7 separate regions of the Homo sapiens genome follow, and all the other regions are linked to region 4. A link is a loop called in an ENCODE intact Hi-C map of the cell type or tissue named here. Cell type or tissue: mammary epithelial cell. All regions are shown on one strand.

Evidence for each region. Hi-C counts contacts between places; a loop is a spot of excess contacts. Peaks named below come from ENCODE experiments on the same cell type or tissue, not always from the same donor. Only the 100,000 strongest peaks of a DNase experiment are listed, where the experiment ranks them.
Region 1: a loop joins it to region 4, with 5 times the contacts of the local background. A loop is called at or near these places in 16 of 110 quality-filtered maps.
Region 2: it touches region 4 in a loop (6-fold over the local background); 109 of 110 quality-filtered maps call a loop at or near these places.
Region 3: a loop joins it to region 4, with 5 times the contacts of the local background. A loop is called at or near these places in 6 of 110 quality-filtered maps.
Region 5: it touches region 4 in a loop (6-fold over the local background); 26 of 110 quality-filtered maps call a loop at or near these places.
Region 6: it touches region 4 in a loop (4-fold over the local background); 12 of 110 quality-filtered maps call a loop at or near these places.
Region 7: it touches region 4 in a loop (3-fold over the local background); 2 of 110 quality-filtered maps call a loop at or near these places.

The regions. Positions count from the first base shown.
Region 1 is chr10:77,754,606-77,758,605 of GRCh38, reverse strand. No RefSeq gene overlaps it. Among named protein-coding and RNA genes, the nearest start is that of KCNMA1, 120 kb to the right of the region's middle. In mammary epithelial cell, a CTCF peak has its summit at 1,945 (motif pointing right); no DNase peak of the experiment used is centred here.
Region 2 is chr10:77,640,131-77,644,130 of GRCh38, reverse strand. No RefSeq gene overlaps it. Among named protein-coding and RNA genes, the nearest start is that of KCNMA1, 4.3 kb to the right of the region's middle. In mammary epithelial cell, a CTCF peak has its summit at 2,134 (motif pointing right); a DNase peak (open chromatin) is centred at 2,150.
Region 3 is chr10:77,518,190-77,522,189 of GRCh38, reverse strand. The region is part of intron 1 of KCNMA1 (potassium calcium-activated channel subfamily M alpha 1); the gene reads left to right. It overlaps LOC124902464 (a long non-coding RNA gene), which reads left to right. Exons shown (of 2, transcript XR_007062205.1): 2 at 1-4,000. Among named protein-coding and RNA genes, the nearest start is that of KCNMA1, 120 kb to the left of the region's middle. In mammary epithelial cell, a CTCF peak has its summit at 1,701 (motif pointing left); no DNase peak of the experiment used is centred here.
Region 4 is chr10:77,164,195-77,168,194 of GRCh38, reverse strand. The region is part of intron 5 of KCNMA1 (potassium calcium-activated channel subfamily M alpha 1); the gene reads left to right. Among named protein-coding and RNA genes, the nearest start is that of KCNMA1-AS2, 25 kb to the right of the region's middle. RefSeq lists enhancers at 3,950-4,000, 3,579-4,000. In mammary epithelial cell, a CTCF peak has its summit at 2,259 (motif pointing left); DNase peaks (open chromatin) are centred at 2,264 and 3,114; H3K4me3 peaks cover 177 bases; H3K27ac peaks cover 2,188 bases.
Region 5 is chr10:77,503,381-77,507,380 of GRCh38, reverse strand. All of the region lies in intron 1 of KCNMA1 (potassium calcium-activated channel subfamily M alpha 1), which reads left to right. Among named protein-coding and RNA genes, the nearest start is that of KCNMA1, 130 kb to the left of the region's middle. In mammary epithelial cell, a CTCF peak has its summit at 2,225; DNase peaks (open chromatin) are centred at 1,170 and 2,290; H3K27ac peaks cover 3,413 bases.
Region 6 is chr10:77,844,758-77,848,757 of GRCh38, reverse strand. The region is part of intron 5 of DLG5 (discs large MAGUK scaffold protein 5); the gene reads left to right. Among named protein-coding and RNA genes, the nearest start is that of DLG5, 80 kb to the left of the region's middle. In mammary epithelial cell, a CTCF peak has its summit at 1,938 (motif pointing left); a DNase peak (open chromatin) is centred at 3,477; H3K27ac peaks cover 2,264 bases.
Region 7 is chr10:77,348,592-77,352,591 of GRCh38, reverse strand. All of the region lies in intron 2 of KCNMA1 (potassium calcium-activated channel subfamily M alpha 1), which reads left to right. It overlaps KCNMA1-AS3 (KCNMA1 antisense RNA 3), which reads right to left and starts at 1,720. Exons shown (of 6, transcript NR_126365.1): 1 at 1,182-1,720. RefSeq lists an enhancer at 1,119-2,318. In mammary epithelial cell, a CTCF peak has its summit at 1,828; a DNase peak (open chromatin) is centred at 1,721; H3K27ac peaks cover 1,706 bases.

The DNA.
Region 1 (4,000 bases), 590 kb before region 4:
AAGAATGTGTATCCTGCAGCAGCTGATGAAATGTTCTATAAATGTCAGCTAGGCCCTAGTATGTGGTTTCATTTATTTTTATTTATTTATTTATTTATTTATTTTTGAGATGGAGTTTTGCTCTTGTCACCCAGGCTGGAGTGCAATGGCACGATCTCGGTTCACTGCAACCTCTGCTTCCCAGGTTCAAGTGATTCTCCTGCCTCAGCCTCCCAAGTAGCTGGGATTACAGGCGCCCACAACCATGCCTAGCTAATATTTGTAGTTATAGTAGAGACGGGGTTTCACCATGTTGGTCAGGCTGACTAGTATATAGTTTCAGTCCACTATTTCCACTATTTCTTTCTTTCTTTTTTTTTTTTTTTTTTTTTGTGACAGAATCTTGCTCTGTCACCCAGGCTGGAGTGCAGTGGCCAGATCTCAGTTCACTGCAACCTCTGCCTCCCGGGTTCAAGTAATTCTCCTGCCTCAGCCTCCCAAGTAGCTGGGATTACAGACACGTGCCACCACGCCTGGCTAATTTTTTTTGTATTTTCAGTAGAGATGGGGTTTCACCATGTTGGCCAGGTTAGTCTTGAACTCCTGACCTCAGGTGATTGCCCACCTGGGGCTCCCAGAGTGCTGGGATTACAGGTGTGAGCCACCGTGCCTGGCCTAACTCTACTACTTTTTTTGTTGGTTTTCTGTCTGGATAACCTATCTGTTACTGAGAGTGGGGTGTTAAAGTCTCTTACCATTATTGTATTGCAGTCTATTTCTCCCTTTAGATTTATTAACATTTGCTTTACTTGGGAGTTCCAATGTTAGGTGCATAGCGATTTATAATTGTGATATGCTCCTGAAGAATTGACCCCTTTATTATTATATAGTAACCTTCTTTGTCTTTTTTTTTACAGTCTTTGATTTGTAGTCTATTTTACCTGATATAATTACAACTACACCTAGCCTTTTCTGGTTTCCACTTGCATGTTATATATTTTTCCACCCCTTCCGTTTCAGTCTGTGTGTGACTTTGTAGGTGAAATGGGTTTCTTGAAGGTAGCATATAGTAGGGTCATGTTTCTTTATCCATTCAGCCACTGTGTTAGTCTGTTTTGCATTGTTATAAAGCATGCATCCCAGGACAGCTCTGAATGCAGCCCAACACAAATTCATAAACTTTCTTGAAACACTGTGAGATTTTTCTGCTATTTTAAAAAGTTCATCAGCTATCATTAGTGTTAGTATATTTTATTTGTGGCTGAGCACAGTGCTTCTTGGCACAGGGAAGCCAAAAGATTGGACACCCCTGTAATTTAAAGAAATATCTGAGACTGGGTAATTTGTAAAGAAAAGGAGTTTATTTGGCTGACAGTTCTACAGACTATACAAGAAGGACGGCACCAGCCTCTGCTTCTGGTGAAGGCCTCAGACTGCTTCCATCCACGGTAGAAGGCAAAGAGGTAGTAGACATATCACATGGCAAGAGAGGGAGCAAGAGAGAGAAAGGAAGTGCCAGATTCTTTTTAAACAACCAGCTCTTGCATGAACTAATAGAGTGAGAACTCACTCATCACCAAGGGGATGACACCAAGCCATTCACGAGGGACCCACCCCTGTGATGTAAACACTTCCCATTGGGCTCCACCTCCAGTGTTGGAGATCAAATTCCAACATGAGATTAGGAGGGGACAAATATTCAACTATATCAGCCACTCTATGCCTTTTAATTAGAGAATTGAGACAGTTTACTTCCAGTGCTGTTATTGATAAGAACTTACCTGTCTCATGACCTCCTTTTGGGGAGGTCATGGTTCCCTGTTTGTTGTTGTTTCTTGTGAGTATCCATCTACGTCTTTGCATTGAAGGGTTAGTTATTTATTCCAATTTTCTCCGTTCACTTTTGTTTTTTATTGAATATATCAGCTTAGCAAATCTTTGCTAGTAGGTCGCTGCCTCCATTTCGGCTGTAGATGGCGCCTCAAGCCCAAGTTCACGTTGGCTCTAGTAAATGGTCAGAGCCAAATGAGGGAGGTCCCAAAGGGATTGTCCAGGCAGTGTGGGACCGCTGGCTGGGGGTTTGTGCTGGGGAGTGGGGGTTGCTGTGGAATGTACCTCCTACAGTGTGGTGCTACTGAACAGCCGCTCTTTGATTTGTTGTCTCCTTTGGCTAAGTTTTTGACAAAGCAGAGTTTCCAGGGCTGGGGATAGTAGTCCCACAATCCCCCTTTGTCTCAGCAGTGGGATTGCTGGGTCATATGGTAGTTCTAGTTGTAGTTTTTTGAGTGACCTCCATACTGTTCTCCCGAGTGGCTGTACTAGTTTACATCCCCATCAGTAGTGTATAAGTATTCCCTTTTCTCTATATCCCTGCCAGCATTTGCTATTTATTTATTTATTTATTTATTTTTTGATAATAGCCATGTTAACTGGGGTGAGATGATACCTCCCTGGGGTTTTGATTTGCATTTCCATGATAATTAGTGACGTTGAGAATTTTTAATGTATTTACTGGCCATTTGTATGTCTTCTTTTGAGAAATATCTGCTGAGATCATTTGCCCATTTTTAATGGATGATTATTATTATTTTGCTGTTGAGTTCCTTGTATATTCTGGATATTAATCCCCTATCAGATGAGTAGTTTGCAAATATTTTCTCCCATTCTGTAGGTTGTCTTTTTACTTTGCTGATTGTTTCCTTTGCTGCGCAGAAGATTTGTAGTTCCATATACTCCTGTTTATTTTTACTTTACCATATACTATTTGTTTATACCATATGCTATTTGTTTATACCATATACCATATACTATTTGTAAACCGATTTATTTTTACTTTACCATATACTCCTATTTCTTTGTTTTTACTTTTGTTTCCTGTGCTTTTGCAGTCTTATTCATAAAATCTTTTCCCAGACCAATGTCTTGAAGTGTTTCCCCTGTTTTATTCTAGAAGTTTTATCACTTTTGGCCTCATATTTAGGATTTTGAATTTATTTTTGCATAGGATGAGAGGTAGCTGGGCACAGTGGCTCACACCTTTAATCCCAGCACTTTGGGAGGTCGAGGCGGGTGGATCACAAGGTCAGGAGTTTGAGACCAGCCTGGCCAACACAGTGAAACCTCGTCTCTACTAAAAATACAAAAATTAGCCAGGCGTGGTGGCACGAGACTGTAGTCCCAGCTACTCAGGAGGCTGAGGCAGGAGAATTGCTTGAACCTGGGAGGCAGAGGTTGCAGTGAGCCGAGATCATGCCACTGCACTCCAGCTTGGGTGACAGAGTGAGATGTCTTAAAAAAAAAAGATGAGAGGTGAGGGTCTAGTTTCATTCTTTTTCATGTGAATATCCAATTTTCCTAGCACCATTTATTGAAGAGACTGTTCTTTTCCTAAAAAGTATTGTTGGCACCTTTGTCAAAAATCAGTTGGCTGTTGTACACTCTTCACAATAGTAAAGGCATGGAATCAACCCGAATGCCCATCAATGACAGACTGGATAAAGAAAATATGGTACATATACACCATCGACTACTATGCAGCCATAAAAAGGAATGAGATCATGTCCTCTGCAGGGACATGGATGGAGCTAGAAACCAGCAAACTGATGCAGGAACAGAAAACTAAACACCACATGTTCTCACAAGTGGGAGCTGAACAATGAGAACACATAGACACAGGGAGGGGAACAATACACACTGGGGCCTGTCAGGGCGTGGGCAGCAGGAGGGAGAGCATCAGTAATGCATGCTGGGCTTAATACCTAGGTGATGGGTTGATAGGTACAGCAAACCTCCATGCCACACGTTTACCTATGCAACAAGCCTGCACATCCTGCACGTGTATACTGGAACTTAAAATAAAAAACTTAAAAAAAAATCAGTTGACTGTAGATATGTGGATTAATTTCTGTGTTCTCAATTCTGTTCCATTGGTCTATGTGTTTTTATGCCAGTACCATGCTGTTTTGGTTATTAAAGGTTTGTAGTAGATTTTGAGTTCTGGTAGTATGATACTTCCAGCTTT
Region 2 (4,000 bases), 480 kb before region 4:
GGCTTTGATGTGTTAGAAAAGAAGAGAATTACTTTGCGGGTAACATGCCCTGGCTCAAAGCTTCTTCATCACAATTGGCTGATCTGAGGCCAGTGACCTGGGGCAGGGCTGGGAAGTATCCCACGGCCAGACTGACTGCCACAGGCACCTCTTTCCTACACACACCTGCTCTCCCGAGGCACTGGAGACAGGATGGAAGCATGTCAGTGGAAATCTTCTGGACATCTTTTTTGACAACTAGAAGTCATTTGCACACAGTTTTATAATTTATTTTAAAACATATTAAACTTTGGAATCATCTAAATGCCAGGAGTATGCCATCTACTGAAATGTTATCCAATTATCATTTTTTAAAATAGTGTTTTCCATGATATTTAATGACTTAGAGAAAATGCTAACAGTTTCATGTTAAGGGAAAATAGGATAAAAGTTAGATGTTTAATCTAACCCTAATTTTGCAGAAATACACACCCAAGGAAAAGGTATGAGATAAATATATAAAAATATTAATAGTGGTTATTTTGGGGTGGTAAGATTCTATGTGACATATTCTTTTTTCTTGTCACTGACTTGAAGCTTATATGAAACTTTTATATTCCAAAGTTTATAATACATATGAATTATTCTTACAAGCAGAAGTAAATATAAAATAAATATCTATAAAAATGTAAGCATGTGAAAGCTTGTTCTGTAAGTCCCACTCTCCAGCATTATAAATTACAAACAGATAAATCACTTCAGAGGTAACAGACTTTCCTTGTCGTGCCAAGTAACCTGGCAGAGCTAAGCCTCAGTTTTCTCACCTGTAAAGTGGGAAAATAGCTACAGCCTTTTTTTTTTTTTTTTTTGAGACAGAGTCTCGCTCTGTTGCCAGTTGGAGTACAGTGGTGCGATCTTGACTCACTGCAACCTCCATCTCCCCAGTTCAAGCAATTCTCCTGCCTCAGCCTCCTGAGTAGCTGGGCTTACAGGCATGCGCCACCACATCCAGCTATTTTTTTTTTTTTTTTTTGAGATGGAGTCTCGCTCTGTCGCCCAGGCTGGAGTGCAGTGGCGCAATCTCGGCTCACTGCAAGCTCTGCCTCCCGGGTTCACACCATTCTCCTGCCTCAGCCTCCCAAGTAGCTGGGACTACAGGCATCCACCACCACGCCCGGCTAATTTTTTGTATTTTTAGTAGAGACAGGGTTTCACTGTGTTAGCCAGGATGGTCTTGATCTCCTGACCTCGTGATCCACCTGCCTTGGCCTCCCAAAGTGCTGGGATTACAGGCGTCAGCCACCGCGCCCAGCCAATTTTTATATTTTTAGTGGAGATGGGGTTTTGCCATGTTGGCCAGGCTGGTCTCGAACTCCTGACATCAGGTGATCTGCCCGCCTCAGCCTCCCAAAGTGTTGGGATTACAGGCGTGAGCCACCGCGCCTGGCCACTACTGCACTTTTTTACTTCACAAAGAGACTGTGAAGACCAAGGGTGGTTAGAAAGAGGGATACTGCTGACTTTAAAAGAAAACACAGTGGTGATTCAAGGAAGGGCAGGGTTACTGGTGGCAGTAACAGTTGAGATCTGACATCAAGTCATAGTAATAACATGAACTTTGTTAGCTGCCTTTATCCACAACAGCTTATATGCTGGTAGGACTGGTAACTAGATAATTCATACTGTTGAAGCTGTAGGGTTTTGTTGTTTTTTTATCAATTTTTCTTATTTTTTTAAGTGACAAAAAGTGTGTTTATGGTGTACATGATGTTTCAAAATACACATACATTGTGGAATGGCTAACTTAAGTAAATTAACACATGTATTACCTCACATACTTATCATTTACCTGTGATGAGAAGACTTAAAATCTCTCAGTGGTTTTCAAGTATACAAAAAAACATTGTTTATCCACAGTAGTCACCATGTTGCACAATTAGATCTCTTGAAATTATTCCTCCTGTATAACTGAATTTTTGTATCCTTGGACCAACATCTTCCTGATCCATGCCTCCTTCCTACTCCCTGTAGTTTTTTTTTTCCAGCAGGGTTTTCCTCTTGGAATTTTCATATCTCAAATTTCAGACTGTTAAATTAAGTCCCTTTTTTGAACATTCATGAAATAATGTCATGTGCCAGGAAAATCCACCAGAGGGCGCTAGATCATTTAAAGAGTCACCACCTGGCTTCTCCATCGCAAAATCGCGAAGATTGATGTCAGAGTATTGGAACTAGGTCCAGGTTGGAGGAAAAGAAAATCCATTGCACATTAATTGCGATGCTGGCCAACATTTTAGCAAATAATCTTTTTTGTTCTCCTTTTACCTTAGTCACTCTGCTTTTTTAGTATGTATGTTTATGCACTTCCTTTTACTTCTTTTAAATCAGTTAGGACTGTTCAGATTAGAATATTTAAGCTTGAAACCTCTGATTTGCTTTGAGAGCTGCCATAGACACACATGCACATGGTACAGAGGCTGCCCTTCTCTCTGGGAAGCTTTTGAATGAATTTAGAAATAAAAATAAGGCTCGTGGTGTTTTCAGAACAGAGGGTGAAGTTTCTACTTCTGTTGAGACTTTCAGTTCTTGTGCAATGGACCTCAATTTCCAGCCTGCAGACACACCTACATTAGGGGAAGATGTGCTGGGCTTAGAGTGCTTCTCTATACCTTTCCCATTTCCAAGGCTGTCCAGGGACTGGCAAGAAAAGGAGTGGTGTTGGGTAGTCAGAGAGCTCATTTAGGCTGGAGGGGCTCTGCTGTGCCCTGGAGTCTGGCCACAGTCTGGCTGTGGACATGCTGTGGACAGCATGACATGCAGGCATGTGCACATACAATTACGAGCTCAGGGGTCAGAAGATCTGGTTAGACTTGCCTGTCCATTTTTGGGGTCACAGTAATTATAGTTAAGATCTGTATAATATTTCCTTCCTTCCTTTTTCTTTTTTCTTTCTTTTCTTTCTTTCTTCTTTCTGACAGTTTCACTCTGTCATCCAGACTGGAGTGCAGTGGTGCAATTTCGGCTCACTGCAACCTCCGCCTCCCGAGTTCAAGCGATTCTTATACCTCAGCCTCCCGAGTAGCTGGGATTACAGACATGTGCCACCATGCCCAGTTAATTTTTGTATTATTAGTAGAGATGGGGTTTCACCACGTTTGCCAGGCTGGTCTTGAACTCCTGACCTCAGGTGATCCCACCGCCTCAGCCTCCCAAAGTGCTGGGATTACAGGAGTGAGCTACCATGCCCAGCCTTCTTTTTCATCCTCACATATAACCCTTCGAGGTAGGCAGGGAAGTTTCTGGCTTTATTTTGATTGTATAAATGAAGAAACACATCAAATCAAAGATACCTAAGGTTCCTTTTAAGTTTGAGGTTCTGTCTGTGCAGAGCCTTTTCCTAAATTTGTAATGCCAGGGGCCAAGTTTTCTGGAAGTGGTGCAAAAGTTTGTGAACAATGTGGAAATGGCCAGAGAGAACTGGGCAAAGGCCTGGGAATGTCTATTTCTGGTGGATGGTAGCACTCTCTCAGTGCTTACCAGCCAGGCCATTCAGGGAGGAGGTGAGAGACTGGGGATTGTAGGAAGGAAAGGATATTGACATCAACACTGAGAGTTTCTGATGATTCCTGACTAAGCCGAGGCTTTGGACAGCACAGAAGTTGCTAAAAGCTTCAATCAGCAGAGGCAGGGGTGATGAAGAGAGCAGGAGATGGCATCTGAGGGGCCTCCAAGCACCCTCTCCAAAGATGCTGAGGTGATGAAGGTGATGATGGAGGAGAAAAAGCTATAGATCCTGCAGTTGGGGTGACAGAAGTCACGGCCATCGGCTGCTTACCAGTAGACCCCAGACTGGCATTTCAGGGGAATCCAGGCTGTAGGGAATGTCTAAGAAGGCCCCAGAGGGGATTTGCTGGTTTGCAAAATTTCAATTTTGTGGGTGAGGGAATCCATTCTGGAGGTTTCATATCCCACTGGGGAGACAGTCCTATCCTTTGCTGCCCTTTTTATGTTCTGGGTGTTT
Region 3 (4,000 bases), 350 kb before region 4:
TTTATTTATTTTGAGATGGAGTCTTGCTCTGTCACCCAGGCTGGAGTAGTGCAGTGACATGATCTTGGCTCACTGCAACCTCCGCCTCCTGGGTTCAAGTGATTCTCCTGCCTCAGCCTCCTGAGCAGCTGGGATTACAGGGACCTGCCACCACGCCTGGCTAATTTTTGTATTTTTAGTAGAGATAGGTTTTGCCATGTTGGCCAGGCTGGTCTGAAACTCCTGACCTCAGGTGATCTACCTGCCTCGACCTCCCAAAGTGCTGGGATTACAGGCATGAGCCACCGTGCCTGGTCCCTGAGTCCTCTTAGGGTCTCCAGAAATCACTATATCAAGTGAGGTTTGGGGATGGGCACATCTAAGTGATAACCACCCACTAGGCAAAAGGATCCTGGTGTTGGGAGATGGGGTGAGAAACTGGGGTGGGTGTCATTCATTCAACCGAGTCATCACTCTCAAGGGACCAGATGGAGAAAGGGAATATAATAAGAAAAATGATGATGCTTAAAATAAATATTGATAATGCCCACATTTTCAGGGAACTTCTATGTGCCTTAGATATTTATTTATCCAAGAGCCTCACTTCTTTTTACTTGTCCGATCCTTACAGCAGATCTCCAAAGAGGTTCTCTGTTATCCATGGTTTACAGATGAGGAAACTGAGGCACAGAGAGGCAGTTAAATCACTTGCCCCAAACCACTGAAGCCATAATTGGCGGATCTGGGATTGAAGCCCAAGCTTCCGGGCACTAGTGTGTGGGCCTCTAATCTTGCACTTTGCTGCCACCAGAAATTAGGCACCAGGATGGTAACTGAGGAAACCAGACAAGAGTGAGAATGTAGGGGTGGAGGATGGAAGATGGGTATCAGGGAGGTTTTCTGAGTTGAAGACAGTCTGTCCTGTGGCTTCTTAAAGGTTGCTTTCAGATGAGGGTGACACAAAGGTGTCCCCCTGTCCTGGACATGATTTAGAACCCTATCCACAGAGAACATGCCAAATTTTATGCACCTCAGGGCCTTTGCACATGCTGTTTTCTTTGGCTGGAATCACTGTTCTCCCTGCTTTGTGTGTTATGGTTCTTTCTCATCTGTCACACTTAGTTTAAAGCTGCCTCCTGCAGAGGCTGACACGTCGTAGCAGTTGCTCCATGAAAGTGTTGAGTAAATGGATGAAGAATAAAGCTCTTGGCCTTTCAGGGAATAACTATAATGAGAAATTTGGAAGATCTTTCTGCAGCTGAGCCTTTGGAATTTTGATGTCTTCCAAAAGCTGGGGTTGTTAGGAGAAGAGGTACCAAAGTGGGGCTTCATCTGTAAAGACCCAGCTGGAGCTCTTGTTCACGCCTTTCCCTGAGGCTGGAAGGTCTCTTGGATGTCACAGGCTGCCTCTTTAAAATGGAGACAGTGGTGGACTTTCCTCTCTGTTGAGGATGGGAATGAGGATGAGGGAGCAGGCTTGGGGTGAGCCTACCATCCAGGGGCAGTGAACTTTATATGGCGTGGGATGACCAGTGGCCTCCCCTGGGGTGGCTGCTGGATATTGGCTGATGGATGGTAGAGGAAACACTATTCTCATCTCAATTCCTGGATTGGTGTGGGGGCCAAATGAGATCCCATCATTCCTAATTAAGATGTAGTTACATTAATGATAAAGACAACAATGGCAGCTAATACTTAGAGAGTGCTGCTACCTGCTGGTCACTGTGCCAAGCCCTTTAGTGTGCCTTATCCTTGAGTCCTCACCAGCCCCTATGTGCAGGAACCTGCTGAGATGAAGTGACTTGCCCGGGCCACACACCTGGTAAAGTTGGAAACCAACTGGAGCCAGCCCCAGACCTCACATTGCATACCCCAGACCTCACACTGGATACCCTCACACTGCACACCCTCACACTGCATACCCTCACACCACATATCCCAGACCTCACACTGCACACCCCAGACCTCACACTGCATACCCTCACACTGCATACCCCAGACCTCACACTGCACACCCTCACACTGCATACCCCAGCCCTCACACTGCATATGCCAGACCTCACACTGCACACCCTCACACTGCATACCCCGGACCTCACACTGCACACCCTCACACTGCATACTCCAGACCTCACACTGCACACCCTCACACTGCACACCCTCACACTGCACACCCTCACACTGCATACCCCAGCCCTCACACTGCATATGCCAGACCTCACACTGCACACCCTCACACTGCATACCCCAGACCTCACACTGCATACCCTCACGCTGCATACTGCACACCTCACACTGCATACCCTCACACTGCACTGCATACTGCAGACCTCATGTATACCCTCACACTGCATACTCTCACACTGCATACCCTCAAACAAGGCCCTTTTCTGACTGTCACTTGCACCAAACAGAATGCAGAAGTTTTCTAACTTGAACCTTTGAAAATTTTTTCTGTTCTGTGTTTCACGAAGGGATGTGTTAATTGTTGAGGTAATTGCAGAGTTCCCTGGCTTTATAATCACTCATGTTATTTATTGTTCTTGTTATTATTAGTAAAAGCCATAGTAATTCAGCCTTTGGGTTGGAATGGCAGCAGGAGCCAGCTGAGTGACCTTGGCCGTGATATTAATACTCTTTACAGTCTTCCCTCGATTATCCAGGCTAATGGAAAGAGAACCAGTGCCCGCAAATAATCATAAAACAAAAAAAAAATCAATTATCTTCTCAGTGGAGTGTTGACTGACACGTGGGTCCTACGCCTTTTATGAGGCTGGCCTTCAAACACAGCTGCATCTTTGGTGATATTTCAGAAAGCGTGAGGTGGGAAATAATCCCTGTTTTGCAAGTCAAGGATGGAGAAGGAGCCTTTCATCTCTGGATAGAGATGGTGTGTGGATATCACCAGCTGCCAATGGAGGGGTCAGTGCTGTTATTCTCTTTCCTAAAGCAACTCGGGGGTGATGGAGAAGGTTGCCTTAATCCCCTCTGAGCATTTCACTGGCTGATGTGGACTCATGGAAAATGTCAGCGTGCTGGCCCAGGCCAGGCGGGCTGAAGCCAGTGTGTCTTACAGCTCTGTGGAGCAGACGTGGTGTGTGGCTTGAATGGAAAGGTCATAAAGGCCTGGGACAAGTGAGTGGACGGAGCCAATGGCACTGTCTGGTAACACTATATGGAAGATGAAATTGTAGTGTGGAGCTGAGAGGTGCAGGGCTGGGGAAAGAGACCTCAGCATTTTCCATGATTAACTTTCTAATAGTAACCATGCGTGGACAGTGGGTGCTGGGCAGCAGGGAGACAGTCTTCTCCAAGCGTGCATTCATACAGTGCAGGCGGCTTCCCACTATCTTTGGGTTTTCTCCATTTTGTCTGAGGCAGGGATCAGAACATAGACCTATTGTCTTTGATGGCAAAGTGAGGAGGCAGCCAACTTCATGTCCTCCTAATTGACTCATTTCCTCCCCGCTGGAGTCCCCAAAGCATAGGTGACCAAGAGCTCCCTCTCAGCTCTAAGTCATGAAGAAACGGATGCTTAGAGAGGTTACCCAGAAGCTGGGGACAGAGCTGGCACCACACCCAGGCCTCCTCCCTTCCAGTCCTGTGCTTGGGCAGGCAGCCTGTGGGCTTCTTCCTTCGGCCCTGTCCCCTTCCCTCAGTACTAACACGTGCTCCTAGATTTCTGAGCAGCCCCTAGAGAGAAGTGACGGATTCATACTAGAGTGTTCATGACTTCATGTATCACTTGCCTGAGAGTATTTTTAAATGGATGCTGGGGGAGGGCATTGCTTAACCCAAAGGAACAAGAAGTGGACTATGAAATTTCAGTCCCAGGGCCTGCCATGTGTTGGCCTGTTCTGGGTGCTGAAGATATAGTGGTCAGCAAGACACACATCCTCTCTCCTTTGAGACCTCATATTTCACTGGGGGAGGCAGAAACATAGTAAATAAATAATAAACTAACTTCAGATAATGAGAACTGGTTTTAGAATATGAAACAGGCTAAGGGGATAGTGATGTG
Region 4 (4,000 bases):
GCAAGAATTCGAACTCACATCTTTGTGATCTCAGCGCCTGAGCTTTTAATTACTACTATATACCCACGGTTTAGTAGTAACTCATACATGTGATGAGAGACAGAAATGTTTAAAAGCCCTACCAATGAGATAAATCATGTAAAGAAAACTGGCCTATGTTATAAATAGGCTAGGAGCAAGATGAAGCAAGTGACCCTGAAAGCGAGGGCCTCAGCTGGGTGCAGCAGCTCATGCCTGTAATCCCAGCAATTTGGGAAGCTGAGGTGGGAGGATCGCTTGAGTCCTGGAGTTTGAGACCAGCCTGGGCAACATGGTGAGACCCCATCTCTACAAAAAATACAAAAATTAGCCAGACATGATGCTGCATGTTTGAAGTTCCTGCTATTTGGGGGCTGAGGTGGAAGGATTGCTCGAGGAAGTCGAGGCTGCAGTGAGACAAGATCATGCCATTGCACTCCAGCCTGGGGACAGAGTCAGCCCCTGTCTCAAAATTAAAAAAAAAAAAGAAAGAAAGAAAAAGAAAATGAGCGTGCCTTTCAATTTTGTTCCCTGGATGCATCACTGTCTTACCCTAGTCTCTGCCCTGGTTAAGAAACTTCATAAATATTGCCGGTTTCATTATTATCATCATCTTTATTATTATCATCATTCACTCAACAAACCTTAAAACAAGTGTAATGTGCCAGCTGTTGTCCTAGGCTTGGAGTTTAAACTAAGATATTTTAGCCCTACTATAGGAAAGATGAATCTATAAACCCCAGATTGCAAACACAAATGCTTACAGGGACAAGAAGATAACAAATGGGTGAAGCAGGCCAGGTGGAGGCTGTCTCTAGCAGGAGAGTGAATGTCTCTCTTCAAAGGAAGGCTGTTCCATGAAAAAGAATGAAACCCTGTCATTTGTGGCACCGTGGATGGAACTGGAGGTCGTTGTGTTAAGTGAAATAATCCAAGCACAGAAAGACAAATATTGCGTGTTCTCATTCACATGTGGGAGCTAAAAAAAAGGGGATCTCATGAAGATAGAGAGTAGATTGGTAGTTATCTGAGGCAGGGAAGGGTAGGAAGGAGGGGAGGATGAAGAGAGGTTGATTAATGGGAATAAATATACACTTAGATAGAAGAAATAAGACTTGGTGTTTGATAGATCAGTAGGGTGACCAGTTAACATTAGGGTGACAAGTTAACATGAATCAATTGTACATTTCAAAATAGCTACAAAAGAATAATTTCAATGTTCCTAGCATGTAGAAAAGATAAATATTTTAAGGTGATGGATGTCCCAGTTACCCTAGTTTGACAATATGGATGTATCAAATTATCACATAGACACTGAAAATACATCCATCTACTATGTATTAATTTTAAAAAGAGGCTATTGATCAACCTTTGGCAAGGTCTTGCTGTATTGACAGCTTCTCAATGTCCACTAGCAGTTACCTCCTTCTCCCCTTCATCTTTCCTACATTAAGGCAAAAATACAGTATTCAGTTAAAACTCCTCCTCCCCTCCTTCTTTTCTTCTTCCTCTTCATCCTCTTCCTCCTTCTCCTCTCCCTCTCCCTCCTTCTCCTTTTCTTTTCCCTCCTCCATGTCCTTCCCCTCCTCTTCCTCTCTTTCTTCTTCCTTCCCTTCCTCTTCCTCTGAATCAATCATTTTTGGCCATAGCGACTTGCCCTTTGCAAACTAGTATGTGTTGCAGTATTATGATTTCTCTGCTTGAGACAGGAACCTCTGGTGTTTTGGAGGAAATTTCATCTTGGGCTGCTCCCCTTCTTACCACATCTGTTGCCCAGTATCCACCACAAAGCCTGTAACTTAGCATCTGCCTATAACACCAAACAGGTTGCATCAGATAAACAAAAATTCTTACTGTGGTAGGTGAATATTTTAGCAAACGTAAAATACTATAACTCGAATTTACAAACTGGGTCAGAAGTGCTTTCTCATGTTTTGGTGTCTGGAGCAACGTGCACATGGTCAGAGGACTTCTTATTTCAATTTTCTTGTTTGTTTATATTTATTTTATGAAATAAATAGCCTCCCTTCCATTAGTACAAGTACTTCTGGTTTGTTAGAGACGAAGGGCCCCAGCTCCACTGGGAACAAAGGGGACCTATAGGAAACACAAGTGTCGCCAGCTTTTCCATGCACTGACCTGCCCTAATGTGTATCCTCCTCCCATAGCCCGCAGAGACTCCCCAACCTCACTTTAGCTCAACTGCATTTTCCCCAGACTGTTCTGAAAAATGTGTTGTGACGTGCTGCCACCTAGTGAAGGAAAGTAGGAATGGACATTATAGTGGCTGTCGCCCTCAGAATCCTCTTTGAAGCCTGGTTTAGTTAACCTCTGCCGAAATAAGGTCCTACGTTTTTAACTTTCAGAAAATAACTCTTATAAGACTCCCAAAGGGTCCAAAGACTATTTAGTGAAGACTGAAGAAGACAAATGTCAAGTGAATAGCTAAGAGTTTGAAAAGTAGGTATACGTGTTCGGGCTAAGTATAAATGGAAAACAACTCCCCGCAGAAAACCATTCTAATTGGACTTGCAGGGCAGGTTAAGAGGAGGAAGTCAGCCCGACTCCAGAGTACAGACATTACCTGTTTTCACTAAAATAAAGGACTGTCTTCAATTGTTTGCATTATCATTTTATCTCCGTAGAATATTTTCCTTCGGTCTTTTGACTGAATTGGTTTTGAATTTAAAAGAAATATTGAAATGATCTGTCACTTTACTTTTTGCCTATCAAGCTGTCAGCTTCAAAAAATGAACAAATGTATGGATTCTGAATAGATATGTTTCTCAGACCTAAAAAGAAAGAAAATGTGTTAATAAACTTGCGTCTAGTCATCATATGTGTACTTCAATGTGTCAGAACTGATTTATGAACCAGAAGTACTGTGTTTAAGTGAGGACTTCTCTGCATTCATATTTTAAGTATTATTATTTCATTCTTTCCTCTTGGGGGGCAAGTTAGTATAATATTACCATTGACTACCGTTGGGTGGGTCCCAAAGGTCATTTCTGTGGAGGATAATAGAGCTTTTCATATGAGACACTTTCAGCTGCCTAGCAGAGGCAGCACACTATGACAAGTGGCCAAAAAAAAGTAGTGAATATTTTTATCGTGAGTTTTCATGGCATGAATCAACTCATTCTTCAGAAGTCTGTATTTTTTTCTTTCTATTATGGCATGTCTGTCATTTCCTTTGACTCTCTGGCTGGTCTTCATCTCAGCAAAGTGGAAAAAACATATTTTAGATGGGAAAAAATGGGAAGAAACTGAAAGAGGGAAAATATCCCTAATACAAGGAGAAACACAACTCTAGATTCCCTATTGCCATATGGAACATTTAGGATTTCCCAGGAGGAAACACGTTCAACCAGTTGCTTCTGTTACCTCCGGACTAAGAGGGATCCTGATAGTAGCTGTGGCTGGTGAAGGAACACCTCTATTATCTGGCTCTGGGTGCTGCAGAACCAGGCAGTTAACAGGACAAGAAAACCAAATGATCCATGGGTGCAAATGTGCTTTTGCCAAAGCCACTTCCCTGGGGTCTAGATAGCGAAGAGAAATGGTGGCTTCTAGAGGAGGAAGAGCTAGGAAGTAATCCTGGAGTCCAGTTGTCTTTTCTTAAAGATCATGTTTCAGGATTCCAAAAAAAAAAAAGAAAGATCAATGGCATGTAGGAGGGTGGGGGACAAAGAGGGTGAATTATGAGTTTGTGTCTGTGTTTTAAAATAGCCACCTGCCTTGAAACTGCCATTTAGAAATGTGCATGGAAGGAGAATCTTCCTGATTCTTAGCTCTAATTTATGGCCAATTTATGAAGTCAAGGTCATCTCTCTTCCTGCTGGTGTGTGTTCAACCTGGCCTCCCTTTATGCCAAAGACCTTGAGCAGACCTTGGCTAAAACCCCCAGGTATACTCCCATTCACTGTCAGCAGTGATCCGTGGAATGGATTGGGGCTGGCCGCCTTGCCTTGGGCAGAGTTCA
Region 5 (4,000 bases), 340 kb before region 4:
TCCTCAGGTCATTTCAAGGGAACACATTGGAAAGTCATCTCCACGTTGCTCTTCTCCATTGTACGCAATACAACATTTTAAGGAACAAACAGTACCTTCTTCCTCATGAACATTATTCTGTTTAACAGGGAGCCAAACGAAGTTGCAAGAGTCCTCATTTTCCCATGGTGTTCCATAGAGCTGTTTGTATTTTTAATAAAAAACTAATAATTCAGAGGCTGCAAAGCATTTGTTTTTAAATTTAAAAATGTTTTATAGACTATGGAAACAAAAGTTTGCTTCCCCTGCCCATTTGGGAAACAGAGCACTGCTCTCATTCTTAGGGGACAGCATACACATGGGTCTGGGATGCATGGCCTGCTCCTCTGGAAGGAAGTTTTGCCATGGGCGGCTGGAGGGGCTTCAAACACTGAGCCAGAGAGAGGGTTAGGAGCTGAGGGCTTCATAGGAACATCTGTCTTTTACTCTCTCTCTTCATATTTCAAAGCTCTCTCTCTCTCCCTCTCTAACACACACACACACACACACACACACACACACTCTCTCTCTCTCTCTCTTTCTCTCTCTCTCGGAACATCTTTCTCTCTCTTTCTTCATATTTCAAAGCTCTCTCTCTCTCTCTCTCTCCCTCTCTAACAAACACACACACACACACTCTCTCTCTCTCTCTCTCGGAACATCTCTCTTTCCCTCTCTCTCTTCATATTTCAAAGCTCTCTCTCTCTCTCTCTCTCTCCCTCTCTGTCTCTCTCCCTCTCTAACACACACACACACACACACACACTCTCTCTCTCTCTCTCTCTCTCTCTAGGAACATCTCTCTTTCCCTCTCTCCATGTTTCAAAACTCTGTCTCTCTCTAACTCTCTCTCTCTCTTTCTCTCTCTGTCTCTCTGATAGATGCATACAGATTTGGTATTTAAAAACATCAACTCTGACTGTGTTCTTGGTTTCTCTCTAAGTATAAGAAGCCAACAAGGCTCCTTGAAGATTCCCTCTTTTGATATTAGAATGATCTTGAAAGGAGCTCTAACCATACCCAGAGTAGGGGGGCTCCCTTAGGTTGAACCCCTAGATGTGCTGCAGCCAGTGGGGAGATGCTGGAAGAAACAGATTGAATCATGGACCTGCCCATCAGGGTCATCTGAGGAGTCTCACTGTTGGTGGTTTCAGATCTTCCAGAAGAAACTCTAATTAGCTCTACACAAGAGCCAGAGGGGTTAGTCACCAAAGAGTGATTCACCCCATCACTCTTTGGTGAATTTAACCAAATTTAAATGGTGATAGGGAATTCCTTTTACAATTCCCTAAGAGGAAATGAGAGAAAGAGTTGGTCTTTCCCAAGCAGCATGGTTTTCAGGGACTTGCTTCTCCTGGTGCCTTCTCTAGTCAGTTGCCAAATCCTCGTGGCTCAACTCTTCTCCACTGCTGCTGTCTCTTTTCTAGTTCAGGCTTCCATTGCTGCTTGCTTGGACTCTTGCAGTACTCTTCCAGCTGGTCTCGTGACTCTGTCATTTCTGATTAGTCATACATCTTACTACCCACTTAAACTTTCTAAATGTTAGCTAATTACTTCACTTTCCTCCACAAATACTCTTTCATGGCTCCTCATTAACCAAAGGAAAACAAAAAGTCCAAACTTCTCTTCTTGGTGCTCAAAGATCTCCATCATTCCTCCCTGTGTTCCTGGGCTGCAACCCACATAACTAGTCACCCCTATCTCCTGCCTTATGTGGGAGTTCATTTTATCTTTTCTGCTTTCTTGTCTGTGTATCCTGAAATTCCACTCATTCTTCATGGCCTGGGGCTAAAGCCAGGAAGCTTCTGTTTTTGATGTTCTAAGTTAGAAGTAACATCTCTCTCCTCTAACTAATGAGCTTCCCCCCAACCAAAGCTTCTACCCCATTTCCTCTCTAATGGCACTAATCTTTTGTATCTTCTGTTAGGGTTTTTGGAATACTAGTGACATCTCCTAGAGCCTTGTAAAGCTCTTATTTGCCTTCAAGTGCCCCCCATTGCCAGGGCATGGAGCCTTGCACAGGGCAAATATTCAGCAATGTTGGATGAATAAATGAAGAGTGACCAAGGGTTGCCAGTGGTAGTCAGTCTTTATTTTCACCCCGCACTGCTATTTGCCCTGTACTCACTTGGACTGGTTCCTGCTGGTGAGAAACTTGCTACCCAGGTACCACTTATTTTAAGCACATTTATGCATTTCCAGGCACGTAGCAAGGGGGCAGCAGGTTAGTGATTCATGAGTAGGTGGAAAAGGTGATTGCCTTGAGAGCTGCTGACTCAGCCGCCAGCCGTTAACCCTGGTGCTCCTCTGGGCCCTGAATCAGTGAGTGGATGGCATGAATGAACAGATGGCCAAGGAATCTCAGGAGACCCGAGTCTCCTGGATTTGGACTTTCCAGCATTAGAGGTGCACAGCCCAGAGCCTCACAGGGAATGCTAGAAGCTGCAGTATAATCATGGCACATTTTCCTGGAGAACCAGTTCTTCTTGAAGGTTTGGGAATGAATATTATTTTGTATTCAATCACATTTGTCATGAGGAGGAATAAAATATGCATACATATTTTAAAAGATAAAATGCAACAATTTAAAGAAGCTTCCTGGCTGGACATGGTGACTCATGCCTGTAATACCTAGTGATTTGGGAGGCTGAGGCAGGAGAATTGCTTGAGCCCAGGAGTTCATTGCATCATAGTGCAATGAGCTATGATTGCACTACTGCAGTCCAGCATGGGCAACAGAGTGAGACCCTGTCTCTAAAAATATAACAAAAATAAAAAGATAAAATTTAAAATATATATAAAGAAACTGTCTGCTTGTGGAAGGCTTGCTTCAAATTCTAATCCAGACTCCCTGAGGTAGGAGGTAAAAGTTTCTTCTTTTCTGCCTTCAGGGCTGTCATGGGAAAGTTTGCAAGGATCTGGGCTAGTCTGGCACCCCTCTCGGTTGCTCGGTTCCCCATCACTGCCTTCCCACTCCATGGCTTCTCCTCTGCAGGGTGTAGACTATGATGAAGGTTACACTTGAAGAGCAGTGAAACAGAACTGGGTTCCAATCCTGCCAGCTGCACAGACACCATATCTGGAGGGTGATGGGGCAAGGGACATGCTCACTCTCCCTTTCCAGAAGAGATAAAGCCATATGGGCAACCTGCTATCACTGTGAAAAGTGAGTGGAATAAATTGTATAGTGAGTGAAGTGTAAGCTCATGGCGGCAGTGTAAGAAACACATTCTTGCCAGGCAGGCAGATAACCAAGAAAGGACAATTGGGAACACGTCAGCTGATGGAGATGCTACCCAATTGTATCCCTATGTGGAGAGACCCTCCAGCACCATATCCCAGCCACCTGCGCCCTGCCCCCCATTGGACCCCCTCTTCACTGTTTGCCAAGCTGAACATTGGACATGTCACATGTTCCCTCCCTCAGTGCCTGACTTACTAAACAGAAAATGCCCAGTGAAAACTTAGGTAAGATGTCGCACAGTGTTTGGCACTTGATACCTTGTTGCTAATATGGTGGGGACCCCTTCCAGCACTGAAAAATCCCGCAGCACTTGTGGCAGCTCAAACAGAGAATGTACCAGTCACTGGCTCCCCTGAGTTTCTTCAGAAATTGTTTAAGGAGTGCTGGATCCATGAGGGCAGAGGCTTGTCCCAGTCACTACACTGTCTCTACCTGCTGGAACAGGTGCTTAGTATGTACGCCTGCTCTGTGCTGGGCCCATGACTGCACAAGGACAGCTGACTTCAGAGGATTGCTCAGGATCACTGAGAAATTCATTTGGCAAAATATTGTGAATTTAATGGCCTCTTCAATTTGAAATAAAGCCACCCGGCTTTTTGAAATAGAGCTTCCTTTGGGAGCTTAGAACTAAATTCTTGGCTTCATAGAATGCCCTAGCTGGGTGGACGGAGAATCCCAACATATAGATGTATCTAGAATGTCAGAAGTGAAGTGATCTGTCTCTCCAAATCATTGGTG
Region 6 (4,000 bases), 680 kb before region 4:
ATACCCATATAGTTTAATTTTTATTCCCTGAAACCTGCTTTAAAAAAAAATCCTACAATATATCATGGGTTTCCTTACATTTTCTGTGAATTTGCACATACAAAAAGGTCCTTGCTTGTTTTGTTGTCTGTCAGGTGTTAATCGAATTCTGTGTGGAGCGTCTTGGTGGTCAACATCTTCCCATGTTACAAACCATGTTTCAGTGGACACACATGTCTTTGTGTTCTTTTGCACACATGTTTTGAAGTTTGAGCCTTACAGGTAGAATTCCTGGGACCAGGGCAGTGCACATGTTCTCCTAGGTCCTGCTAATCTATTTGGGAAACCTCTCAGGCCCCGAGAGTCTTCTCTCTCCTCCTCCTTGCCCTTTCCCCTGTCTTTAAAATATACTTTCTCTTGTAATTCATGAAAGTTGATTTTCTTGTCCCAGGTATCCTGAATGAATGCCCTTTGATGGGCCTGGAGGAAGGAAGAGAGGAGAGGGGTTTCCTGGTTGCTGAAGGGCATCCCTTACAGAGAAGCCCACAGAGGAGTGTTCTGACCAATGTAGGGTACAGGTAGGAGGGTTGGTCTCTTCCTGGCCTCCCTGCAGGGAACAGCTTAGACTGTGGCTGTCTTTGTGCCTCCCCTGTGCAACTTCCACCCATTTCTCCTAAGCCCCTTGAACTCACAGGCCAACTGTCCCGTGCTCAGGCTGGAGGGACATCATCTCTAAAGACTGCTGCCTGCCTGAGTGGAAAAGTTGACTCTCAGGCCAGGCTCAGGGCTCACGCCTGTAATCTTAGCACTTTGGGAAGCCAAAGTGGGTGTATCACTTGAGTCTAGGAGTTCAAGACCAGCCTGGGCAACATAGTGAGACCCCCATCTCTACAAAAAATAAAAAATCAGCCAGGTGTGGTGGGGCGTGTCTGTGGTCCCAGCTACTTGGGAGGCGGAGGCAGGAGGATCACTTGAGCCTGGGAGGTTGAGGTTGCAGTGAACTGTGATCACTTTAATTTTAGAATTCTGGGCCAAATTTAAATATTCTCTCTTCATTAGCTTTTGCTGGGAAGCTAAACATTTGACTGTAGTTAGGTGTGTGTGTGTGTGTGCGCACTCGTGTGTGCATGTGCATGTGGAAATACCTACCAAGAACATAATCCTCTGATGGCGAGAGGGAAAAATTCTAGACCAATAGATTTAGTTTTTTGGATTCTCCGGAGTTAACCATGACCTGGTTCCCCAGCTTTGTTCAGAGGCTGTTGGTTACATAGTACAGGCCTGGCACTGAGTCCTGTTTGTAGAGAAAGGGTGAGAAGTGTTTGGGGCCTGCGAGCCTCTTTGAGTATCTGGATGCTGCCCTGTGGGAACAGGTTATTCTGTTTGACTCCAAGGCTAGAGTGAGAACCAGAGGTTAGGAGTTGCAGGGAGGCGGAGTAGCTCCCGGTGAGCACGACCCTATCCCAAGGAGCTTTCACTTGTGGAGCAGGCCGAGGGTGGCCGTCATCGTGGTGGAAGCAAGCAGTACGGGGCCTGATCTCTCTCTCTCGGTCTTCTGACCCGAGGATCCTACCATGTTATGAAGGCTGGGGGGAGCAGCTGAAAGGACCTCGAGGTCTGTGACCCACCCTGTCGCACTGGGAATTCGTGGCCCACTCTCACGGCCCTTGCTGGCAGCCTGATTCACACGGCCCTGAATCATCCCTGGATTGTCACACAGGCCCGGATCCAGGCCCCTCAAGGTTAGCCATTCAGGGGACTGCAAAGAGGCCAAACCATGGTATAGACTCCTGATTCTGCCGAGCACTTGTGGAGGTGGGCTCTGCGGGCTACCACCCAGAACCGGGCTTTGTGTCATTTCAAGGCTGCCTTTGGAATGAGTTTGTTTCTGAGCTGGGAAGGCGGGAAGCCGCTGCAGGAGAGCGTTGGCTCGTCTCCCCGCGGCTGCCACCTTGTGGGGAACTCAGGCAATGACAGCCTCCTTTGTTCCCCAGCAAAGCAGACTCATTTGGAGCCAATGGGGTTCTCACTTGGCTTAGGGGATGTTTAGACAGTAAAACATTTGAGGTAATTTTTTTTTTTGAGACAGAATATTTCTCTGTCGCCAAGGCTGGGGTGCAGTGGCACAGTCTTGGCTCACTGCAACCTACGCCTCCTGGGTTCAAGTAATTCTCCTGCCTCAGCCTCCGGAGTAGCAGGGATTCCAGGTGCCTGCCACCACACCCGGCTAATTTTTGTATTTTTAGTAGAGACAGGGTTTCACCATGTTAGCCAGGCTGGTCTGGAACTTCCAATCTTGTGATCTGCTCACCTCGGCCTCCCAAAGTGCTGGGATTACAGGCGTGAGCCACTGCGCCCGGCCTGAAGTAATTTTTAATTGGCATTTTTGAGGTATTGCTCACCAATCAGGGCAATCCAGTTTAGATGCTGGACCTTTCCAGATGTGGGTAGAAGGCGTTGGTTGACCAGATGTCAGGACTGTCCTTCACTGACCCAGTATAGTCATGGTGAGCCCATTCTTCGTCTTTTTTTTGAGACGAAGTCTCGCGCTTGTCACCCAGGCTGGAGTGCCATGGCGTGATCTCGGCTCACTGCCACCTCCGCATCCTGGGTTCAAGCAATTCTCCTGCCTCAGCCTCCCGAGTAGCTGGGATTACAGGTGCCCGCCACCACGCCCAGCTAATTTTTGTATGTTTAGTAGAGACAAGGTTTCACCATGTTGGTCAGGCTGGTCTCAAACTCCTGACCTCAGGTGATCCGCCTACCTCGGCTTCCCAAAGTGCTGGGATTACAGGCATGTGCCACTGTGCCTGGCCAGGGCTTTTTTTTTTTTTTTTTTTTTTTAAAGAAAGATTTTAGATGTAGAGTGGGCACTGTCAGTGAGGTTCTGTTTCTCAGTGTGCATTCCTGTTTTGCAACAGTGATGCCATTTTACAAAACAGTGAAGATTTTGACTGCCTGAGATACCTGTGTACTGCTTTTTAAAATAAGTTCTGTATTTTTGGTGTACTAGTAAGATTTCCCTTGAAAGAAAATGTTCTGCTTTAAAAATAAATAAAGGAAAAAGAATGAGCCTGAAATGAACCAATCCTCCCTCCCTCTCTCCCTCCCTCCTTTCCCTTTCTTTCTCTCTCTTTCTCTTTCTCCTCCCCTTCCTTCCTTCCTTCCCTTCTTCCCTCCTTCCCTCCATTTCTCCCTCTTCCTTGACTTCCTCTTTAAGAGTCTACAGTCCTAGAATCTAATGCTTAGGTCTTAGAGGAAGACCTTACTTTCTTGTTGCTATGATTCTGACTTTTAAATTAAGCCCTCTTTTGCTTTTTGTGTTTTTCGTGTTTATTGAGAGCTGACCCTAATTCCAAAGGGAGTGTTCCATCGTCCCAGCTTCTGGTTCTCTAGGCTGCAAACGCTTGATAAACCAGGCTGCCACTGAATGAGCCAGGTGATTCCTCGGCTGTTGGAGCTGGAAGGGCCAGACAAGCTTTCCTGGTCTAGCCTGGGCATTTGAGGAATCCGGAAGCTGAAACCCAGAGAGGTGGAGTGACTCACCCCAGGGCTCAGATCCCATGAGGTGCTTAGCCAAAGCCAGCAGCCCCCCTGGCAACCTCTTAACTCATCTTCTTGGTTTGTTTTTTTCTCTATAACAGCACCCCAAATGAACTTTAGTGCCTGTCATTTAGAGTAGAATGCTGTCTAGCTTAAAACCCTCCACAGCTTCCTGTCTCACTCAGGAGACAGTCTTCACTGTGAGGCCTGCGGCCATGGCCACCCCCATGCCCACACCCACTTCTCCAGGTCCCCTTTGAACCCACCTCCCCCTGTGCATTGGGCTCTTGCTACTCCGCCTTGCCCCTCTCTGTCTCTAGAACACGCCTGCAGGCCCTGCCTCTGGGCCTTTGACCCTGCCCCCCTCTCTGCCCAGTGTGCTCTCGCTGCTCTTCTTCATTTGCCTCTGAAGTCGCCTTCTTCAAGAAGCCTCTTCAGCCTTAGCCTCCCTCACAGACCTCCACTCTGCTGCTCAGAT
Region 7 (4,000 bases), 180 kb before region 4:
TAGTTCACTGTTTTATATGGTAGCCACTAGACACGAGTGGTTGTTTAAGTTTAAATGAAATTACAGGTTCAGTTTCTCTTTGCATTAGCCACCTTTTGAGTACTCAATAGCCATGTGTGGTTAGTGGCTACCATATTGGGCAGCACAGATAGAGAACATTTCCATCAATCACAAAGTCATATGGGACAACATTTACCATAAAGGGGAAAGGGAACGGGAATGGGCACATGAGTGTAGTGTTCAGTTAAGTAGCATCACGGGACAACAGATGTGAAGTAGTCCTCTTAACTCTCTGCATGTATTTCCTCTGTGATTTCCAAAGGACCACTAACCAGGAGAAATAAGAAACTGTTGTTTTCTGACCCAACACCAGCATGCAATGAAAGTAGGATATTTTTCATTCTATAGAGAACCGTCAATGTGTATTTTGTTATCTGATTTGAACCCTGCACGCGGACAGCACATTTCACGTGTTTTAGCCCATTTGTGGCTGGCACAGGTGTGGCCAGAAAGCCAGCATAGGATCTTGTTTGTGTTTAAGAGAGAAGTTCAGGGAGACTATTCAGGCACATTGTCTGGCAAGTCTAGCACTGGTCAAACCCTCATAAATATTCCTGTCCAATCTGAACTTGAAATGTTCTTGTTGTGGACACCTTTGGTGAGCCAGTCTACTTGAGGACAATCCAGTCTACTAGTTTAGCTTCAAAAAGCATGCACTAGAAACAATTAGAAGAACAGGGTTGCTTTTAAAGCTATCAGGATGGTGTTTGCTGTTGTTTTGTTGTTAAATATCAATGGGTTACTCAATGGTAATAGATCTAAAGAGATGAACATTGTTACATGAATATTGCAAGAAATTTGTGGATCTCTTGGGGACCCTCCAGACCTAGTTTTGAGAATGACTCATATAAACAATTTGCAGAGTCTAATTCATATACTCAGACTAGGGTTCTGAATTCTTTTCCCCCTGGGAGGAAGGAAAAACAGAGGATAACATTGGTTATCTGGGGTAATAAGAAAGCAAGGGGCAGACTACAGCTGCCCTAAGATCTGAGATCTGAGTGACAGAGCCTAGTTCAGGGAGGGGCTGACATGCTGCTGAAATGGGCTTATCCAGCCACACTCAGAGCTCTAGTGAGTATCAGGGTCATTGTGTTCTAAATCATCTGTGGCCAGCTTACCAAATAGGCTGGAGTCTGGCAGAGAATATCTATAGAATTTTCCACAAATCAGAAATTCTGGTTTCCAGAAGGATAAACTTCCCCAAATATCCTGGTGGTCTTGAGTTAATTGTGGCTTCCTGGGAGTTTCTGTCGTTGGTAAGGGTCACATTTTCATTGTCCCTTGACCTTTAGTCTTCTCAGAGTTGACTGGTAACATTAAAATGAGCATGTCTTCACTTCTGTCACTTACAAAGCTCTTAAAAAATTTATAATACTTTAAACATATCACAGTAATAAAAGCAATCGTATCTCTTTACATTGTTGCAGTCTTTTGGATAAAGTCCCCTGAAAGCATTGTCCTGGTGGTTTTCAAACTTTTTTCTTTGATCTTTCAGAATCTTTGTTCAAATGACATCTTGGCTAGACTCCAACATATAGCACAGATAAAAATGGAGTTGGGACTGCAGGGAGAGAAAGGGTGGAGCCCAGCTCACTGGACCTCTGCCTCCACCCCCAAACCACCCTCTAGCCTTTGAGTCAACCACTGAGTCACCGGTGAGCAATCCCTGTGGTTGCCCAGAGCATCATCCCACTAAGTCCTCATAATCACCAGGCATGATTGTGAGGTCATCACAGTGAATTGGTGCACCCCTGGAGGTAGGAAGGCAGCTGAAGAGGGGAGAGAGACACCCTCCCCACCCCCATATGAGGATGGTCTGTGATGATATGCATGCAGGGGAAGGGACTTATCCAAGGTCCCTGATAGATAGGGACTGGAATTTTGGCAGTGTCTTTTCTAGAGTAGAACAAATTTATCAGTTGAATTTGCTGTAGTTCTCTGAAGGTTTCTTTGGCCACATTAGAATTTTTGAGCCCTGGCATCCAAGTAGGCCAACTTCAAAATGGCTGTGTGCTCCACTCAGAGATTCTGCTGTGAAGACTGGCAGGAGATTTTTTAGCCTATTCTGAACTCCAACTGTTCCAGTTCCTCTTGCTTTCCAGAGGTGTGAGCACCTGGAAGCCCCTGCTCTGGTCTACACCCCAGGCTCAAGATTCATCCTGCTCACTCAGCCACTCATGCTGTCACCAGTGATAAAACTGTAAGTGTCAGCAGTTGCATTTGATTCTTGCACAAGAAATAGTTACCCTCTAAAGACTTGTTCATTCTTGTGCCTGTAAAGTGTGGTGTGCCCTATGCATCAGTATTCTTGCCTATGAAATGGGCATGTAGGCTGGGCACAGTGGATCATGCTTATAATCCCAGCACTTTGGGAGGCCGTGGCTGGTGGATCACCTGAGGTGAGGAGTTTGTGACTGGCCTGGCCAACATGGTGAAACCCCATCTCTATTAAAAATACAAAAATTAGCCGGGTGTGGTGGCAGGCGCCTGTAGTCCCAGCTACTCGGGAGGCTGAAGCAGGAGAATCGCTTGAGCCTGGGAGGCAGAGGTTGCGGTGAGCCAAGCCGAGATCGTACCACTATACTCCAGGCTGGGTGACAGAGCGAGACTCTGTCTCAAAAAATAAAAGAAGAAATGGGCATATAAATAGATCTACATAAGACTCACTGGAAGTTTAGAGCTCTTTAAAAAAATGGACAACAAAAAGTTTTTCCAAATAAATGTTGATTCTGGGCCTGGAAAGTTTGAGTGGCTGGCTTCTCAGAGACAGTTACTACCATCCATGCTCTTTAAAGTTCCATTGCTCTTATTCTAACCTTGAAATCAAAGAAACCAAAGCTGTGGTTTCTTGTCTGACCTTGGCTAATGATTTTCTGATTGACTCTACATGCAAAAGAACTGCTGATAAGTTTCTTATAGGGGAGAAAAGATGATGGGGAGAAAAGGAACTGAGTTCATTTCCTAACCTCAGTTTCCCTGCTTACTCACCCAGTGGGTTGGGAGCCACTTGCTGGGTCTGAGTTTCCATAATCACCATAGAAATGGAAGTAATATTATCCTTTTGCCCAGTCGATGGGAGGATGGAGGAATGTCTTAGTCTGTTTGGCCTGCTGTAACAAGATACCATAAACTTGGGGGGCTGATAAGCACATTTATTTCTCACAGTTCTGGAGGCTGGAAAGTTCAAGGTCAAGACACCAGCAGATTTGGTGTCTGGTGAGGGCCCGCTGTCTGGTTCATAGATGGCACTTTCTTGCTGTGTCCTCACATGGTGGAAGGGGCAAGGCAGCTCTCTGGAGGCTCTTTTATAAGGGCATGAATCTCATTCATGAGAGCTCTGTCTCCATGACGTTATCACCTCCCAAAGGCTTCATCTCTTAATATAATTACATTGGTGATGAGGTTTCAACGTATGAATTGGGGGTGGGCAGGCATAAACATTCAGAGCATAGCAAGGAGAATTCAGGGATTGCATTAAGAAAGTAAGTTGCTGAGCAAAGGGACTCATCTTCAAAGTCCAATACAATCTTTATAATCTTACAAAAAGCTTTCCTGGTTTTAGAATTAGCTCCAAGGAATTTGGCACTAGATTTTAGATTTGCTCAGAGAAAGAGTGTGAGAGAGAGAGGGATGTGGCTTTTGTGAGGAATTCCAGCACCTTCCTTTGCAAAGATATGCCCTAAAGAACAGTGGCGGCCTATCCTCAGGACAGAAGCACTTAATTTTGTCTAATTGTGTCAATTTCTAGGAGTCATTGGGAAATTCAGCAGCTAATGAAGATGGCCCTGTTCTGTCAGGTCCCTACTGGAATATTTAAAATTCTGTTTTTCATACTTATCAGCTAAAAGAATTACAGAAATATATTTCTGGATCCTGTGGGGAATAAGAGCAGAAATATACAAAGCTTCTTCTTTCAAGACGGATCCCAGCAGCCCAA